2 separate regions of the Homo sapiens genome follow, and region 2 is linked to region 1. The links are chromatin contacts, found by Hi-C in ENCODE. All regions are on one chromosome and are shown on one strand. Each heading gives the region's core, a stretch centred on a gene start or an enhancer-like site at or near the end of the contact. The rest is flanking DNA. Distances are from core to core; before and after follow the strand shown. Region 1 holds the start of HDAC4-AS1 (HDAC4 antisense RNA 1). Region 2 holds the start of COPS9 (COP9 signalosome subunit 9).

Region 1 (3,849 bases), core at 524-3,023:
GTGATTTGTGGGAATAAACAGAAAAGCCTGAACAGAGAAAAACGGGGCGGCAAAGTGACTGCACAGGCCCTTTCCTCCCTCACGGAGAGCAAGCAGAACTGCTCTCAGCAAGCAATTAGGTAGGTCTCTACAGTCATGCAATTAGGATTTAGTGAAGAAAGTCATTAGTTTTAAAATAACTTAAGTTTAATTTCTGCAACGCTTTATTTGAAAACTGTGTCACAGCAGGTCAATTTACAACATGCAATAAAGAAAACACTCATATCAGCTGCCTCAAGTTATTACAAATTTTTGATGTGCATTAAATGAGTACACTGGGTTCCACCCCCGGCCTTTCCAACTGATACGCACGGTCTCCTCCTATAACAGTGTCAAATAATTCAACGCTCAATGTAAATACGAGATAATTTGCTTATGATTCCGTGGTGTGTTTTCGCAACGCCGGCAAACGCGGATCCCACCCCCGAGCGGGACCGGGCCCCGTCTCGGCCTGCTGGCGCCCTGCGGGCTGAGCCGAGCGGGTCCCGGGCAGCCCCCCGCCCTCCCGCGACCCCCCGGGCGCTCGCAGCGGCGACGACAAGCGCGGGGCCGCGGACCCCCGGCAGGGACGTTTTTCTGCAAACTCACAGCATTTGACAAAGTTACATAAACGGCGCCCGGCCGGCCCCGGCGCCCGCCCGCCCCCGCCCTCACTCCCGGCGGCCCGGAGCCCACCTGCTCGGGGGGCGCGGGCCCCGCACCGGGAGACGGCGCCGCTGCCTGCCGTGCCCACCCCCGCGCCCCCGCCCCGGCGGGCGAAGCCGCCTCGCGGCGCGGGTGGAAAGGTCCAGAAGGGGCCGGGCGGCCCTGGGGACCGGCGGGTCCCACGGCGCGCGGCCAGCGCTGGCCCCCGCCTCCCACGGCCGCGCGCGGGGCGGGTGTGGACCGGCGGCGTCCACCTGCCGCGGGCTCCAAGGCCTGCAGGCTGCGCGGGGCGCGGGGCGGGCGGCGGACAATGGCCCGCGGGCGCCGGGCCGGGGCTGCGCTTACCGCGGCGGGCGGCGGCGGCCGGCTCTAGCCCTGCTCCGGCGCTCCGCGCCGCATCTCCTCAGCCTGCGCCGCCACCCGCCGGCGCGCGGGCTCGGGCTCGGGCGGCGACAGCCGGGACGCGGCCACGGCGCCGCCGGGGGCCCAGGCTGGGAGGCTGTTCGGGCGGCGGCGGCGGCGGCGCGGGCGGGTGCGCGGGCTCGGGCTCGGGCTCGGGCGGCGGCGGGGACGGTGCTCCGCGGCGGCGGCCCCACAACCTCCCCTCCTCATTCACAAAAAATTGACCCACGTTGAACCATGATGCTTCTCCCCACTCCAGCGTCGAGCCAGGCGGCGATAGGCCACCCCGCACGCCCGTCAGCCGGCCCGGCCCCGCCCAGCCAGCCGGCGGCTCGCCAACCATTGGCTGCGGCAGCCTTGCGTCACCTCCCCTTGCGGGCCCCGCCCTCCCGCCTGGTTTCTAATGAAGAGCTCGTCAATTACGGCTCGGCCCCGCCTCCCGCCCGCCCGCCCCGGGCGCCTGGCCGGCCTTCCATTGGCCCGCTGAAACCTGCGCACAGCCCGTCTGCTCCCACCCCTCGCCCAGCGGCTGCTCAACCGCGGGGCCGGATGCCCTATGAGCGGCAGAGAGGCTCCACCCCTGCCCGCCTCCCCGCACGCGTCCTGGACCTCATTGGCTGCTGGAGCTGCCAATTCTAGAGGGTGGGGCGTACCAAAAGACGCTCCAGGCGCCAGCCGCTGGGTGCTTCGCGGTTGAGGAGGCGCAGGGACCGGGGGCCAGTAGTGGCCGTAAACACGGGCCCCGGCCGTGTCCGGTCGCACTCGGTAGCCCGCATGGCTGCCTAGCGGTCAGCACCGCATGTCTGCGAGCCTAATTCGCGCTTAGAGGGCACACAATGGGGTGCAGGCTAACGCGGGGAGCCGGCCAGGCCTCGCCGCGGCGTCCATCTTGGATACTGGCAGTGGGTCACGTGGTGCTGCGTGCGCACGGAGGCGCAGGGCGGCCCGGTCACTGAGTGCGCAGGCGCCGTGGGCCTCGCCCTGCCCCGCGGCGGGAACGCGGCCGTGAGGGTGTGGGGTGTAGGTCCGCCAGGCCTGCAACGGCTGCCGAGGGTCGTGGGATGCGCTCGCCGCGTCCCTGCTCAGGCGGAGGGAGCCCGGCCCGCCGCCAGGGTCTCGAGTCCGGGTCCAGGCAGGCGTGGAGGTGGCGGGAACGGCGCACCGCCCGGGTGGGCGTTGTTTTAAGGCCGCAGGGCTTGGGAGGCTTGTGTTGAGTTACAGGTCGGCCCGTAGATCCCCGGAAGCGCCTTTGGTTGCCAGCAGGTGTCGGCGAGGGTCTTCAGTGGCCACCCTCCTGGTGGTGATGTTTCCGTTTCTTTCCAACAGGAGTATGACAACTTTTCAACTTGAGTGCACACACTGTCCCCGGAATCCCGCGTTCCAGGGAGGAAGCGCCTTTGACAGCGCGCGCCGGTTCGTGGGGCCCGACGGCGTGGGCCTGTGGTTGCGGACCTGGCGGAGATGCGCGTTCGCTTCGATTGTAGGCCATTCCTTTTAGGAGCTGAGAAAGGATCCGTTTTTACAGCATTCTCGACCTGTGATTCTTGGTGGGGGAAACTAGTTATGTGGATAAAAATACAGTTAGCAAAATAAAAATGCCAATTTTACATTTCCTTAAATATCTCATTAATAATTAGAAAACTTTGGTCATTGCAAGAAATGCTTAGGCTAAACTTAGAAGGAAAGGAATGGTGAATTAGAGAACTTTAAAACAAGATACAGCTGAAGAAAAGGAGAGCAATTACGGGGTTTTGGAGACTTGGCTGCTGATGGAAACGGTGCACTATCTAATTTTCATGTAGAATGAAACAGGGTCTGTAGCTAGCTAACATCTAGATAAGATTCAGTATCATTTGACAGGATTCTCAAAAACATACAATCACGAGAAAATATTAAAACCTGCCTGTAAGTCTACCAAAGTTAGTTTTTCACGTACAAAGAGAAGTGCCTGCGCAAAAAGTCACGTGAAACGAGCTCTGGGATCTAATGCTTGCAGAGGTAATTTTTAAAAAGTAGATTTCCATTAGAAGGAATGGGTAGCCCCATTGCTGCGTGCCATTTAGTCCTCACAGGAGTCCTGAGAGGCACTCCAGCAGAGTGAGGCACCACGCAGACGTTGGGTGGATGGTGCAAGAACCTCACTCGCCATGTCTGGAAAAGAGAAACTTGGCCTGGGTGGCTGTGTCTGCCATTATGTGTCAGAGGGGCTGTCTGAAGGAGACCGGTGCACAGCCAGTGCAGAGCAATTCAGTACGATAGTGTGCAGTGAAAGCAAACACGCTATCCTGTGAGCTGTGTATAAGGAGAAAGGTGGGGTGACAACCCCAATGCCTGGGAGCATTCGCGCTTGGGACTTCACATACAGGTATTTGACAGAGTCAAATGAATCACACTCAAAGGAATCTCCGTGTTCTCACAGTTGAAAGAAACCAGCATCAAAGACTCAAATTTTAAAATCTAGGGTTGGTGGATCCAATAAATTGGTAGAACTCCTAGACTGGCTACGATCGGCAAGCTGGCCAATTATAAAATATACAAATAACAGTAACTTTCAGATAACTGACAACATTCAATCGGTAATTAAATAATTGTTGCATATTCAGTATGTGGTGAGCTTTGTGCTAAGCACTTACATATGTGTTAGAAAATATGAAACATTCTCAATTAGCAAAAACATTTTAAGTACCTAAATGTAACAGTAAGTTCCAACAGAACTTCCTGGGAATTGTGAAAATCGTTAAATAGTTCATCTGGAAGAATAAA
Region 2 (3,806 bases), core at 392-2,891, 730 kb after region 1:
CGCTTGCTCAGACCTGCCCTGATCCCCACATAGCTGCATGCCCTTGTTCCCTTTCAGACACTCTCAGAAAAGCCAGGACACTCAGTCTCCTCCCCTGGCTTCTCAGCCACCCTCCCTGTCCCCATCAGCACAGTAAGCCACGCGCATTCTACCACTTGAAGCTTGTCCCTACCTCCATCTGCCTCATTCACACCCTCTTCAACTCTCCTGTTCTCCCTGCTCTCATTTTTCTACCCTCTCACCCGTAAATGCTGCCACCCTACAGAGCAAGTCGGAGCCTCTCACTCCCCACTGTAAAGCCCTCCGGTGGCTCCACATCGCCTAGGACTGTGAAGCCTAGGACTGTAAAACAGGACTGAGAAGCCTGGGTTTAATGGAAGTGCTTCGGGAGCGGGGTGCACAGAGCCACCCTCTTTAGCATGGTTCCAGATGGTTTCACGATCTGGGTAGGGAGAGAGTCCCTACCCACTGTCTCCCCTCTCTCTGGCACTGCACGCTCAACCATGTTAAACGACACAACATTCCCTTCCCTTGGTGAGCCAGTCGGCATCCCCCAACCCAGGGCTCTGCTCCTGCCGGGCCTTCATCCCCCACTACCTGGCAAACACCAATGTGTCCCCCAGCATTTGGCCACAGAGTCGACTCCTCAGCTGTACCTTTGCTGAGCCCCCTCAAAGCCCTGAGGGTCCATCCGTCGGTGCGCCTTCGGCTTTCTATGACACCTGGTATTTGCAATCAGCCGCTCTGCCATGCTATTACCTCCACAAGCACAAGGGCTGCCTCTGACCACCTCTGCAGCCCCTAAGCTTTGAGAAAGAGCACATAAGGCCCTGACATGTAGGAGCTGGCCTGCCACTCTGAGCTAGGCTGTGGTGCTCTCCTGCTGACCATAAACCATCTCAGAACGCTCACATCAGACAAGGTCACTCTGTGAACACAATAGAGACCAACAAAACCCCAAGACGACTGTATAATCCTGTATAATTAAAAAGAAGAACGAGGCCACTACGCAAAGCACATAAATGCCAGATGTCTCCTTTTCCGCTCCGACAGGAATGACGGCTGCTCCAGTCTTCCCTCATTCTAGTTAAGATTAAGAGGCCCAATCGGAGAATTATCCTCGCTTCCAAGGCACAGTAAAGCCCACTTTCTTCCCCCAAATCCCCTAACACGAGCTCAAATCCCACACGAGGTTATGGAGACGCACCGCGGGCCCCCATGGGGTGCTGCAGCCATCGAAGAGCAGCAAACGCAACTCCTCTGACCACGGGTGTGTTCCCGGGGGCCGTGGGGGCACCCAGCAGGCACTCAACCCTCAGGCTGCGCCTCCTGGTCCCCCGGGCTAGGGCACACGCTTCCCGCCGCGGTCGGTCGCCGCCTTTCACCAGGTGCTCGGAGAAACCGGGATTTGCTCTCCGCGGGGCAGGGAGCCTGGGAGCCGCGCCCATCGCCCACCCGCCCGGCCTCCCCTCCCCGGGACCCGCGCACCAGGACGCCGCCCTTCCGCTCCCCCTTCCCCGCTCCCCACGCTCGGAGACTCCCGCCGGGCCCGTGCCACCTCGTCCAGGTCCACGTAGGGCCCGGCGCCCTCGGGGAACATCTCGTCCACCGCCGGCTTCATCTCGGGGCCGCGGCGCTCTAGGCTCACTTCCGGCCTCAGAGCCGCTTCCGGCGCGCGCCACATGGCAGATCTAGACGCCGGAGGACCGCGCCTCTGTGGTGCCCGCCCGCTGGGGTGCTCCCGGCCGCCGGCGCGTCCGCGGCCACCGGCGTTTGTCTTTGCGCTGGCGAGGGCGGGCGTCTGCAACGCCTCTGATGGGCGGCCGGGCGGCCACGGGGAGAAAAGGCTGCCAGCAATGGGAGCAGTGCCTGCAGAGCACGCCTCCGACCAGAGGCCGGATCCAGAATAAAGAAGGAGCCTCAGACTCTGCCGCAAAGACGGCCGGGTTCACAGGAGCCCAGGGCTTGACCTTCAGACGTTTGTCTGAAGAAGACACACTCGCGGCCAGTGAGCAGATGAAGAGGTGAAAGCAAACCAGGGCCCCACGGCCGCTGCACCCCTGGGACGCCCAGAGTCAAAAAAACAGCAAAACACGGGTGGAAGGGTGCGCGGCACACGGGGCCCCTCGCACCGCGGCGGGGAGTGAGACGCGGCAGCCGGGGCGGGAGACGGGGGGGGGCAGGTCCCAGAAAATCAAACACGGACACCCACGTGGCCCAGCACTCCCCTTCCGGGCACAAGCCCAGAGGACCAAAAGCCGAGGCTCCAAGGGGCGTCTTTACCCCACGTTCACAGCAGCGTTATTTATAATAAATGAAAAAGGGAAGCGTCCCCCGCTGTCCCTGCCCATCGATGGATACGTGCATAAGCAAATGTGGGCCATGCACACTGTGGAACATTACTCAGCCTTTAAAAGGAAGGGAATGCCGACACCTGCTGCCACGCGCAGGAACATTGAGGACGCTCTGCCGAGGGAAACGGGCCAGTCCTAAGACAAACACCGCATGATTCCACTCAGCCGAGGCCCCTAGAGGAGTCAAAGTCATAGAGACAGAAAGTAGAAGGGGGTTATCAGGGTCTGGGGAAGGGGAAATGGGGAGTTCGTGTTTAGTGGGGACAGATTTTCAGCCTTGACAGATGAAAAGGATCTGTAGAGGCTGCTGGTGATGGCTGCACAGTTCGTGAATGTGCTTAACGTCACTGAAATGTGGTTAAGATGGAAACAATTTGTGAAGTTTTACCGTAATGAAAAAAACAACAAAAAAGAATGTGACAGAAATGCGAGGGAAAGGAGAAGGAAAGGGGTAAGAGGAGGGAGAAGGTTGGAGGAAGAGAGGGAGAGAGGAAGAACAGGGGAGGGAAGGAGAGAGAGCAACAGGTCCTGGAACTAGACTTTGCCAAAGATTCCTTGCTCAGCCAGACTTCGGTGGCCTCCTAACCTCCTCCCAGGCCCATCTGTGCACTGCATTGTCAGGTTCAGTTTTCGCAGAGAGCCCTGCTAAGTTGGTTTAGCCAGAGCCCCCCACCCTGGATATTGGATCGGGTTCCTGGTCCCCCAGCATCCCCAGGATGTCTGATGGCCCAGACCTGTCTTCAGCGAAAGCCCTGCGGGGTCGGCCGAGCCAGCATCCCGTCCCGCACTGTGTTCCTCCCAGTCATTTGCCACCCGCGACCCCACCTGCTCCTCAGCCGCAAACCCCCACTGCCTGTGCTGTTCGGAGCTGAGCCTGGTCTCCCTCCCCCACTGCAAGATCCCGTTGCAGTGGTCCCCACACCCGTCTCCAGGGTTCGGAACAACTTCTGAAAATTTCCAATAATGTTTTCCTTTAACAGGCCTTAGAGGAGTTGGGTTTGGGGGTTAGGCTGTAGAGAAGGGGAGTGGGGGGCGGCATGGATGAGGGTAGTTCCAGGGACAGGAATTGAGCTGAAATGTGAGGGGTGTGTGTGGCCTGAAAAGGGGCCGCCTGGCCTGAGTGGACAGTGTGGGACGCAGGGAGAAGCTGGCAGTGGATATTGGGTGAGCCTCATGCCATGCCAATGTGCATCACCCTGAAGGACCCAAGTGAAAGTCAGTCCGATGGAACAGGGGCTTGGCAGTGACTAAGAAGATTGACCCATTAAGTCAAGGTCTTTACTAGCTAAGGGGTGGAGCTGTGGGTCTCCACGGTCTGCTTGTACACCCTACAGGGATGGGGGGCTCACCACCTGTGCAGAGGCCATCCTATTGCTGGAGGCCCATCCCTGAGACACCATCGTGCTGCCTGCCCAGTCTTCCAGTGCCCCAGGTGAAGCCCCCTTCCTCCCA

The links. Hi-C counts contacts between places; a loop is a spot of excess contacts on that map. Pooled maps may share reads with other maps.
Region 2: a map of B cell shows a loop between it and region 1 (19-fold over the local background). The contact joins the promoter of COPS9 here to the promoter of HDAC4-AS1 in region 1. A Hi-C loop is called at or near these places in 7 of 168 maps with a recorded cell type or tissue (B cell, CD4-positive, alpha-beta T cell, CD8-positive, alpha-beta T cell and 3 more), 14 of 37 single-sample maps with no recorded cell type and 18 of 50 pooled maps.

What each region holds. Positions count from the first base shown.
Region 1 is chr2:239,399,663-239,403,511 of GRCh38, forward strand. HDAC4-AS1 (HDAC4 antisense RNA 1) reads left to right here and starts at 1,774. Exons shown (of 2, transcript NR_135575.1): 1 at 1,774-1,874; 2 at 2,413-2,695. It overlaps HDAC4 (histone deacetylase 4), which reads right to left and starts at 1,358. Exons shown (of 27, transcript NM_001378414.1): 1 at 1,316-1,358. RefSeq lists silencers at 1,007-1,176, 1,187-1,626, 1,647-1,766, 2,037-2,306 and an enhancer at 2,437-2,566.
Region 2 is chr2:240,134,664-240,138,469 of GRCh38, forward strand. COPS9 (COP9 signalosome subunit 9) reads right to left here and starts at 1,642. Exons shown (of 3, transcript NM_001163424.2): 1 at 1,559-1,642. The coding sequence starts at 1,621. RefSeq lists a silencer at 1,454-1,503 and enhancers at 1,944-2,043, 2,054-2,163.